2 separate regions of the Homo sapiens genome follow, and region 2 is linked to region 1. Evidence: read pairs that join two places in POLR2A ChIA-PET (ENCODE). Cell type or tissue: HepG2. All regions are shown on one strand. Links, peaks and the distances in the headings refer to the core of each region. The heading gives the core; the rest is flanking DNA. Region 1 has its middle 41 kb from the start of CYP24A1. Region 2 has its middle 110 kb from the start of BCAS1-AS1.

Evidence for each region. Peaks named below come from ENCODE experiments on the same cell type or tissue, not always from the same donor. Only the 100,000 strongest peaks of a DNase experiment are listed, where the experiment ranks them.
Region 2: POLR2A ChIA-PET joins it to region 1 with 5 read pairs; 1 of 35 experiments calls an interaction of 5 or more read pairs at or near these places.

What each region holds. Positions count from the first base shown.
Region 1 is chr20:54,129,965-54,135,347 of GRCh38, forward strand. No RefSeq gene overlaps it. Among named protein-coding and RNA genes, the nearest start is that of CYP24A1, 41 kb to the right of the region's middle. In HepG2, for the core only: no CTCF peak of the experiment used is centred there; DNase peaks (open chromatin) are centred at 2,987, 3,627 and 4,667; H3K4me3 peaks cover 1,045 bases.
Region 2 is chr20:53,798,370-53,803,752 of GRCh38, forward strand. No RefSeq gene overlaps it. Among named protein-coding and RNA genes, the nearest start is that of BCAS1-AS1, 110 kb to the right of the region's middle. RefSeq lists a silencer at 747-947 and an enhancer at 2,927-3,428. In HepG2, for the core only: no CTCF peak of the experiment used is centred there; DNase peaks (open chromatin) are centred at 1,486 and 2,662; H3K4me3 peaks cover 1,163 bases.

The DNA of each region.
Region 1 (5,383 bases), core at 292-5,291:
CAGAAGGCGGGGAGATTGAAAGAATTCAGTAACACAGGGGTTCTGCCAGCACAGAACAGTGTCCACTATGATCTTTTTTAACCCAAATGCAGCATTATGCGGAGTTTCTCTTTATTTTAAAGTGAAAACTGTGATGTGACTAGTCACACCTGACTTCAGCGCACCATCTAATGAGAGCCTCTGTGTCAGAATGAATTGAGCTATAATAACTACTAAATTGACTCATAAGGACTTACACCAAAAGGAGATCTATCATCCTACAGAATTAGAAATGCAGAGGGAGGATGGCCCTGAGGATGGTTAATTTAGCAGAAACCAACATCACTAAAGATTCAGGAAAGTTCCATCCTCTTTTTCCATTTTGATATCATTGAAGCCGGGAGTTCACTTTGTGTCTTCGTTTTAAAAACCAGGAGAACCCCAGAGCCCTAAGAACACCTTCCCTCACAATTCACTGACCAGACTCAAATCATATGCCTCCTACTGAATGAAGAGGAATAAAATTATCAGGGATGGCCAAGGCTTTAAGCAAGACACGAACTCTAAGGATGCCGATGGTCTGTACCTACTATGAGAACCTGATATCTGAAGTTAGGATTCCACTGGTAAGAAGAAAAAGGGATTGGGCAATGGCTAGTGGGATACACTTATCATATCTACCTGATACACATTTTCTTTATATTTATTTGTGCAAAAAGAAAAACAAATTCTCTCCCCTTTCTGCTTAGACCAGGGAGGTCCAAGGTATTTGGAAAGAGGAGAGGTTATGCCAAGTAAAAACAAGCCCACAAACCTCCCTAGGAGAGACACACGCATACCTTCCACATCCGGATCAGGGTGCTGATGATGATGGTGATGGTGAGTGGAAAATCTCAAGTTCCCCACATCTGCCAAAGTTGGAGCAGCTGCTACTAGGAGGGCACCAGATGGTAGGTCCTTGCTTCCTGTACTGCTCAGAGTCCCAGCAGAAAACAGAATTCCATTCAGATGTTTGACCAGAGACTTTTTTCTTTCCTTTTGAAATTATACTTTCAGTTCTGGGATGCATGTGCAGAACATGCAAGTTTGTTACATAGGTATACACGTGCCATGGTGGTTTGCTGCACTCATCAACCCGTCATCTACATTAGGTATTTCTCCTAATGCTATCCCTCCCCTAACCCCCCAACCCCCGGACAGGCCCCGGTGTGTGATGTTCCCCTCCCTGTGTCCACGTGTTCTCACTGTTCAACCCCCACTTATGAGTGAGAATATGAGGTGTTTGGTTTTCTGTTCCTGTTTTCATTTGCTGAGAATGATGGTTTCTAGTTTCATCCATGTCCCTGCAAAGGACATGAACTCATCCTTTTTTATGGCTGCATAGTATTCCGTGAAGTATATGTGACACATTTCCTTTGTCCAGTCTATCATTGATGGGCATTTGGGTTGTTTCCAAGTCTTTCCTATTGTGAATAGTGCTGCAATGAACATACATGTGCATATGTCTTTATACTAGAAGGATTTATAATCCTTTGGGTACATACCCAGTAATGGGATTGCTGGGTCAAATGGTATTTCTGGTTCTAGATCCTTGAGGAGAACCAGAGATTTTTTTTAGTTACTATTTCTAAAGGCATGGGTAGGTTAAGAAAACTAGCAAGGGAGGATGAGACACCCAAGACTAACCACCGTGCGAAGTCATAAGGAAAGCTTAGCCTGAAGGGCCAAGAAGATGAAATAATTTTTGCAGATGCTAAGTGAAACTGAGGCAGTGAAGGAGGGGCCTTTGGGAGGAGCTGTAGCCTAGAGGAAGGAAGCCAGTGCCAGACACGTGGCCAGAGAGGCCATAGAGGCAGGGCTCTGATCTCTCTCACTTCTCAGCCTCTGATATCCAGCTGGTGCCTGCTTCCATTGGCTGAGCCCAAATGTAGGCACTGGCAAAGGAGCTGGAGCCCAGTGATGCCCATGTGGAAGGCAGCCTCTCGGGGCTAGAGGAGGGCAGAGACGGATCTAGTTGGGAGGACAAACAGATGGATGGGCTGATGTGATCCCAGACACGCTCCTCCAACTAGGGCATTCTTTCTCAAGAGCCTCGATTCCAGGCAGAGCCACATGGCGTCTCAGAGTCAGTGAATCCACCCGCAGTCAGCAAAGGAGCGCCTTTGGCTTTGTTTTGCTTCTGCATGGCTTGTCTTTTATTCTTCTGCTCAGCACTTCTCCTTCTCCTCATTTTCCTCTCTCCTGCTTTTCTCTTCTTTGTCTTCTGTCTTCTTCTTTGTCTTCTGCTCAGTATCTCTCTGATTCTTGAAGCCTTTCTCAGCCTAATAAGGGCCCTAAACTTCCACTGGAATCATGGAGAGCTCTTTTCTGTCCTTTTTTATTTTTTAGTGAATAAGAGTCAGATTCAGGTAGGACAGGTTTAATTTTGAAACTTGAAAAATTGCTCAGGACTTCCTCTTCAGGATATGAGCATTGGTCTTAAATATCAAAAGAAAACAAGATTTTTGGTAGGGTTCTTTTAGATAAATGCTTACTACTTACAACATATAGGAAGAGGAAAAAAAAAACAAAAAAGTGATAAACATTATAAATAGTGTATTTCTTCACTTCCTTTAACCATCATTTGCATATTTGTGCCCAGTGTCCAATACTAAGTGTTGCTTTCACCACTCAAGTGACTCTTGGGACCTGTCCTGAGAGCTGTGGTTTCAGGCTGGATGCAATGAAGTCTTTCCAATTGTTATACAATTGACTGTGAGCTACTTAAATCTGCCACTTATTAAGAATGACTGGTTATGAATCATCCCAGTTCCCAAATATGATGATGAATTTGTGATTACTCTGCAACAGTTTTCAAAACAAGATCTCATACCTTTCATCAGGAAGAGGGAAAATGGTTTCATTTTCAACACAGGAATTTGTTTCCCTGGTTGAGACATAAAACATGTGTCTTAATGGTTCTGCAATGTGCTGGGATTTACTCTGAAAGGATAGTGATTCACGAAGAGATGGAGTCGGGTTTCACATCCTTTGAAGTCTAGGGTTGCCCAATTGCAGTCATGGAGCAACATGCAGCTGAGAATAAGAGCCAACTGTTCCTGAGTTTGTCTTTAACGGTTAAACATGCCTCATGTGGTGTGTCAAAAGCTTATAAATTCATAATTGGGGCAAGGCTGCTGTGGGTTTAGTTGCCAATAATGTGTTGATGTTGGGTTCAGAGTGCCCAATTAGGATGGAACATAAAGCAATGCATGGCAACGAATGAATATGAGATCACTCATGTTTCAGTGGAATTTTCTTTGAAGATCCACAAAACTGGAGAAATGGCTGCCCGGATAACGCTGACATCACCATGTGGCCATATTCAGAGGGCTGAAGAAGTCCTGACAAACTAAAGTGGGGTGCTTCTGAAGTTCCCTAAATAGGATTGGATAAAGTGTAGGGATAGAGAGATGGTCACATGCAGGATTCCTTCCCACCTCCTTCCTGTCATATCAGAATACTTGTTACTGTGGCTGAAGTGACATTTCCATCCAGAAGCCAGGATCTGGTTTAGCTGTGCTTGTCTTCCTTCCCGGAGCTGAGTCATGAATGGCAGTTTGGGATCCTCCAAAGTGAAAGGTGTCTTTTGTTCAGCCACTCGAGGCTGCTCTCTCACTGTGCTCAGTTACAGTTTAACTGGCATTTCCTTGTCAGTACTCTGTGCTGTTGTGTAAAGCAGATTCAAGCTATTCTATTTGCTTCTTCTTATTTGTCCACTCACACAGTCACTATTTATGATGATCCTTCTATGATGAAGGCACTATTTGAGATGCCTGAAAACACAAAAGTGAGCAAGATAAACGAGGTCCTTTTTCTATTCTATTCTTGTTGAGGAGCTAGATAAGTAGGCAAATGGACAAACTAATAAAATAATTTTAGACAGTGCTATGGGATATGAAGGGGCTAAGAAGGGATGATGGTGTAACATAATTTGTGAGAGTTGCGCGATGGCCACATTAGATGAGGTGGTTCTCTCTGAATATGTGAATTTTATCCTGAGATCTAAAGAATAAGAAAGAGTCAGCAATGGAATGATCTAGAGGAAGAGTGTTCTGGGTAAAGGACTCACAATTGGAAGAGTCCTCAGGCAGGGAAGAGTGTTCTGGGTAAAGGACTCACAATTGGAAGAAGTCCTCAGGCAGGGAAGAGCTTGGTTTATTAAAGAAACAACAAGAACATCAACAGAATCTGTGTGGCTCTGCTCCATGAGAAAGAGGGTGGGGGATAGGGGACTATGTCAGAAAGCAATGGGAGCTGGTTATGCGGGCCATGGTGAGAAGTTGGGATCTTGTTCAATCATAATCCACCCAACTGTGTTTTCACTCCCTATACTTCCACTCTTCCCTCCCTATACTTTCTCTCTTCCCTCCTTATCCATCTCCTTATCCATGGTTTATCACTAAAATCACTCCCTTGAAAATATCCTGTCCTTTGGTATGAGTTATCTATTGCTGTGTAACAAATTAAACAAAAAATTTAGCAGTTTAAAATAAGAAGAATTTGTTATCTCACACAGCATTTGTAGATCAAGAAACCAGGCTGGCTTAGTTGGGTGATTCTGCCTGTAGGTATCTCATGAGTATAGTTATCTAAAGATCATACTGGGGCTGGGGGGGTTCACTTCCAGGTTGACTCACTCACATGCCTGGAGAGTTAGCCCTGGTTTTTGGCAGGGAGCCTTAGTTCCTTGTCATGTGGGTCTTTCCATAGGACTTGTTGAGTGTCCTCATGGTATGGTGGCTGACTTTGCCCAGAGACAGTGAGCCAAGAAAAGGGAAGGTGAAAGTCACTATGTCTTTTAGGATCTAGTTTTGAAAGTCATATATCATTGTCTTCATAATATCTAAGTAGTCCTAAAGGCTATCCATACTCAGTGTGGGAGAGGAGAAAATCACACAAGGGCATGAATACCAGAAGACAAGGACCATGGCAGGTCATCTCGGAGGCTTGCTAACACACCCTATCACCCTCCTTTGTTCAAATCTTGCAAAACCTCAGCCCTGAGAAATCTAAAGCATGGCGCTAACATCTAACCCATTGAAAAGCATACCAACATGCTGAGTGAACTCATTTTAAGTTCATGACCACAGACATCAAATGAAACCTTAGTGCTGTCTGACTATCCTTCTACATGCCTCTAGGCAATTTATTCTTTTCCTAGGGTGACTTTCCCATATCTTCATCTCTTTTATACCTGGTCTCATTCTTGGCCAAAGTAAAATAGAAGCTATCAGAAGAACAATTCTACATACTTCCACCAACAAATTACCAACCCAGCTATACCCATATACTCTACCTTCTCACCTGTCACTACAGATGGTCAGCTTTTGCTTCTATGTATGTGTTTTAATGTATTAGTCCA
Region 2 (5,383 bases), core at 184-5,183, 330 kb before region 1:
CAAGTGGTCCTCCCACCTTGGCCTCCCAACTCTTCCCTTTGTAAATTATCCATCCTGTGGTGTTCCTTTACAGCAACACAAAAAGATTTAGACACTCCTACTCTATTTTCTCTCTGATGGTCCGGGATATACTTGTTTTGTTTTTAACAGCATTTTTGGATATATAATTCACATATCATTTCATTCATCTATTTAAACCGTACAATCCAATGGTTTTTAGTACATTCGCAGAATTGTAAAACCACCACCACCATTGACCTTAGAACATTTTCATCACTTCAAGAAAGCCCAAACCCTTCCGTTATTACCCTCTTCCTTCATGTCCTCCCATCCCTGAACAAGCACTAACCTACTTTCTGTCTCTAATGATTGACCCATTCTGGGCATTTCATATAAATGGAATTATAAAATATATGGTCTCTGTGACTGGCTTCTTTCGCTTACTGTAATGTTCAAGGTTCATCCATATTACAGCATGTGTCAGAACCTCATTTCTTTTTATGGATAAGCAATTGTATGCATATGCTACATTTTGTTTATCCATTCATCCTGTAATGGACATTTGGGTTGTTTCCACCTTCTGTCTATTGTGAATATTGCTGCTATAAACAGTCATGTGCAAGTCTGTGTGTGAACATGTGTTTTCATTTCTCTTGGGTAAAATACCTAGGAGTGGAATTGCTGGGTGATATGGTAACTCTATATTTAACCAAACAGGGAACTGCCAGAATGTTCTCCAAAGTGGCCATACCATTTTACATGACCACAAGTGGTGCAGGAGGAGTCCAATTGCTCTACATCTTCAACAACCAGAGTGCACGCATTTGCCTATCTATCACCTACACCTGGGAATATAAGTGGCCTGAAGGCTGGAGGTGCTCACCTCTGTACACGTCTCCCACCTTGGAACATAGTGGACCATGCATAGCAGATGAATGAGTAACATCCCTCTTCTTCTAGAAACTAGCATAGCACTCGGCAGAAGAAGGGCTTGCAGGCTGGGCACAGTGGCTCATGCCTGTAATCCCAGCACTTTGGGAGGCCAAGGCAGACGGATCATGAGGTCAGGAGATTGCGACCATCCTGGCCAACATAGTGAAACCCCATCTCTACTAAAAATACAAAAATTAGCTGGGCGTGGTAGTGCGTGCCTGTAATCCCAGCTACTCAGGAGGCTGAGGCAGGAGAATTGCTTGAACCTGGGAGGCAGAGCTTGCAGTGAGCCAAGATCGCACCACTGCACTCCAGCCTGGCGACACAGTGAGACTCCGTCTCAAAAAAAGAAAAAAAAACAAAGGAAGGACTTGGAAATCGTTGAAACTTGCAAAGTCTGGTGGTTGTGGAGTCCGTTTGGCATGCATCCAATGTGCATTTAATTTTAGGCTGAATTTAAAATCGTTTGTTCTCCTCCCTCCCCCAACACACACACACACACTCCACACACACAATGAAATCTCGCTCTCTCATTTAATTTTCACAACTGCAAACAAATCTATGAACTCACATCAAGGTCATGGAGCCAAACCCTATGGCAAGCAAGGTGGCTTAGGTGTGCTCCACAGTCTGTCAAGGAACGCTGGGATGTGGCAGTTGTATTAAAGACAGGGTTAAGAATGTCACACCTGCAGGCACAGAGAGATTTTTTTGTGCTCATTTCTTTGGTTGAACTCAGAGGATCTGCAAATCAGGGCAGTTGGTCAAGTGATCTGGAATCAAGTCCAGACTCTATTGTTTACCATTTGTGAGGCTCTGGACAGGTTATTTTTTCTTTCTGGGCCTTACTCTTCTCATGCATCAATGGGAATAACAATGTTTACCCCCAGAGCGTTATTATTAAGTATGATAATATTTTTATTTTTATTTTGAGACAGGTTCTCACTCTGTCGCCCAGGCTGGAGTGTAGTGGCAGTGGTGTGATTATGGCTCATTGAGCCTCAACCTGCTGGACTCAAGTGATTCTCCTCAGCCTCCTGCGTAGGTGGGACTACACGTGTGTACCTCCACACCTGGCTGAAGTTTTTAAATTTTTGGTAGACATGGGGATCTTACTGTGTTGCCCAGGCTGATCTCAATCTCCTGAGCTCAGCGATCCTTCTGCCTCAGCCTCCCAAAGTCCTGGGGTTACAAGTGTGAGCCACCAAGCCTGGGCTATTAATATATAAGTATAAGGATTAAGTGAACTGATATATAATCACCCCTTCAGTAACTCCCCTCCCACTTAAAATAAAATCCAAGAAACCAGGATGTCTGGTCATTCTAACTCTAGATTACTTTGGACTTCAAAGCTCCTATGCAATAATGATGCCTGAAACCTAGAAGAAAAGGACCAGAATTCCAGAGGGTCCAAACTTACTTTCTGAATTCTGCCAAGGAGAAACAATATCCTATACACAGCTTGGCAGCTAAGGGAGAAGGCAGCCATGGTCCTTATCAACAGTGACCATCTATAGGATCATCTAAATTGGGACGCTCGTATGGATACAACAGATACTATTAATAATCACACGGGGACCGCAAGCATTAACCAGGACAGTCCTGGGCAAATTGGGCTGCAGGCTCACCCCAGTGTATCTATTTGCAGAATCTGGAGGGCGGGCCTCCTCAGCAAGCCTCTGGCGCATGTTTGAACTGCTCTTAAGCTGTTAAGCACTAAGCGCTGTCATCAAAGTGTTTTTCTGATAAGAAGCTCGAAGTCCACTGAGAAGAATCCAGTTGAGATAAATGGGCTCTCTACTCTGTGTCCATGTTACGGTTTTCAAGGTTCAATAGTTACCTGCCTAGGGTCTCCTCTGTAAGTCACCAATAACCCAGTTTGATTGTATTAAAAGCGCTGGAGTTTCTTAGGTCAAAAAGAACTGGCATAACTGATGTAGAAATAGCAGTTATTATTTTCCCAGCAGCTCTTCCACTCCAGGCACTGTTCTGAGTCATTTCAGCATCGTGATCTTTCTTGGAGGTGGTCGTTGTTAGACCCATTTTACGAGCGAGGACACTCAGGCTCAGAGTAAATAAGGAACTTGTCCGAGGTCACACAGCCTATAAGGGGCAGGCCTAAGAATCTGAATCTGGGGAGGTCTGACAGCAGGTCCTGGGCTCTTTATCTGTGTGGCCTCTTTCTTGTGTGGCGGTCTTTGATCTGCATCTCCTGGAGCCCTTGGGTTAATTGATCTGTCCATAGGAATCCTTAACCAGGTGTCCACGGACTCCCAAGCAGTCCTGGGATAGAATTTATGATACATTGATTAACAAACAGACAAACAAACAAAAACACATATATACTCTAATCTGCATTTTCTCATTTTTCCCCTTTCTTTCTTTTTTTTTTTTTTGTTTGAGACAGAGTCTCGCTCTGTCGTCCATGCTGGAGTGTAGTGGCGCGATCCTGACTCACTGCAACCTCTGCCTGCCAGGCTCAAGCGATTCTTGTACCTCAGCCTCCTGAGTAGCTGGGACTACAGGCGTGTGCTGCCACGCCCAGCTGATTTTTGTATTTTAAGTAGAGACAGGGTTATGCCATGTTGGCCAGGCTCGTTTCGAACTCCTGACCTCGTGATCTGCCCACCTTGGCCTCCCAAAGTGCTGGGATTACGGTCGTGAGCCACCACGCCCGGCCTATTTTCCACCTTTTGAATATAGGCAAACCACAGCAGAATTAGCAGTCCTTGAGACTTTGTTGCCAGTGGAAACCAGATATTTTCATCTTACACCAGAGTTACAAATAATAGGAAGTATCCTCTATAGTTATTGCTATCTCAAAATTACAGTTGTTAGAATCTGCACTGCATCTTGTCACTTAATGTGTTAATAAAAATGCACACATATTACCATATTATACATTTGTTTTAACATTTTTAGGGGAACTGCATTTTAATGTAATTGGATTTCTTTGCAAGCCTGTGCATTTTTTTGTCCTGAGAACGGGATCACAGGCTTCCTCAGACAACCAACAGGGTCCACGGTACAAAAAGATGGAACTACTGCAAAGAGTTGACGAATGGGCCAGTTAGTAAACAAATCATTCACTCTTTATGTGCAAAATTTTATCTAATTTCTCCATAACATCACCAAAACTTGCACATGTAAGTAGAGAAAGCCTTAATGGAAATTTCTCATTCATTTATTTCTTTTCTTTCTTTTTTTTTTTTTGAGACGGAGTCTCTGTTGCCCAGGATGGGGTGCAGTGGTGCGATCTCAGCTCACGGTAACCTCCACCTCCTGGACTCAAGCGATTCTCCTGCCTCAGCCTCCCGAGTAGCTAGGACCATAGGCACATGCCACCGTGTGTGGCTAATTTTTATATTTTTAGTAGAGACAGGGTTTTGCCACGTTGGCCAGGCTGGTCTCGAACTCCTGACCTCAGGTGAGCCACCCTCCTTGGCCTCCCAAAGTGCTGGGATTACAGGTGTGAGCCACCATGCCCAGCCCATTTATTTCTTAAATGGATGTTAATTGGGCACCTCCTGGGTACCAGGCCCTGTGAATGGCATGGGAGATACAGGAGGGGACAGGACAAACATAGATGAAAGCCCCAGCTTTCGTGGAGCTGACATGATAAGCGGTCAAAGCAACAATCAAACAATAATCGTACATAGAATTAGCTAACCCAAGTGTGACGAGCTGTGGCAGAATGCACTGAGAATTCTTTAACCAAGTACTGCTTGGCCAAGATCTGAAAGATGATCAAGTGCCAACAGGCAGAGAGTTTAGGCAGAGCAGCCCAGGCTCAGCACCAAGGAGCTGAAGCCAGTTCTCTTAGGCCAACCAGAGCCAACTGTTAAATTTTCAGGAATTTTGTGACCTGATTGTTAAACATAGCCATTATTAAAATGGTTATATAAACTTACAATTAAATAAATTATATTGAAAATAAATATCTCTAGCATGGCTCTAGAGATCTTAACAGGTGGATACTGCTGTATTCTTTTTTTTGAGACGGAGCCTCGCTGTCCCCCAGGCTGGAGTGCGGTGGCGCGATCTCGGCTCACTGCAAGCTCCACCTCCCAGGTTCACACCATTCTCCTGCCTCAGCCTCCTGAGTAGCTGGGACTACAGGCACCCGCCACCAAGCCCGGCTAATTTTTTGTTTTTTAGTAGAGACGGGGTTTCACCGTGTTAGCCAGGATGGTCTTGATCTCCTGATCTCGTGATCCACCCGTCTCGACCTCTCAAGAGACTGCTGTATTCTTATACCGTGCAAGGATAATGGAACCCTCCCTCCCTCCCTCCCTCCCTTCATTCCTTCCTTCCTTCCTTTTTTTTTTTTTTTTTCTGAGGCGGGGTCTTACTCTGTTGCCCAGGCTGGAGTGCAGTGGCTCAATCTTAGCTCACTGCAGCCTTGAACTCCTGGAATCAAGCAATTCTCTCATGTCAGTCTCCTGGGTAG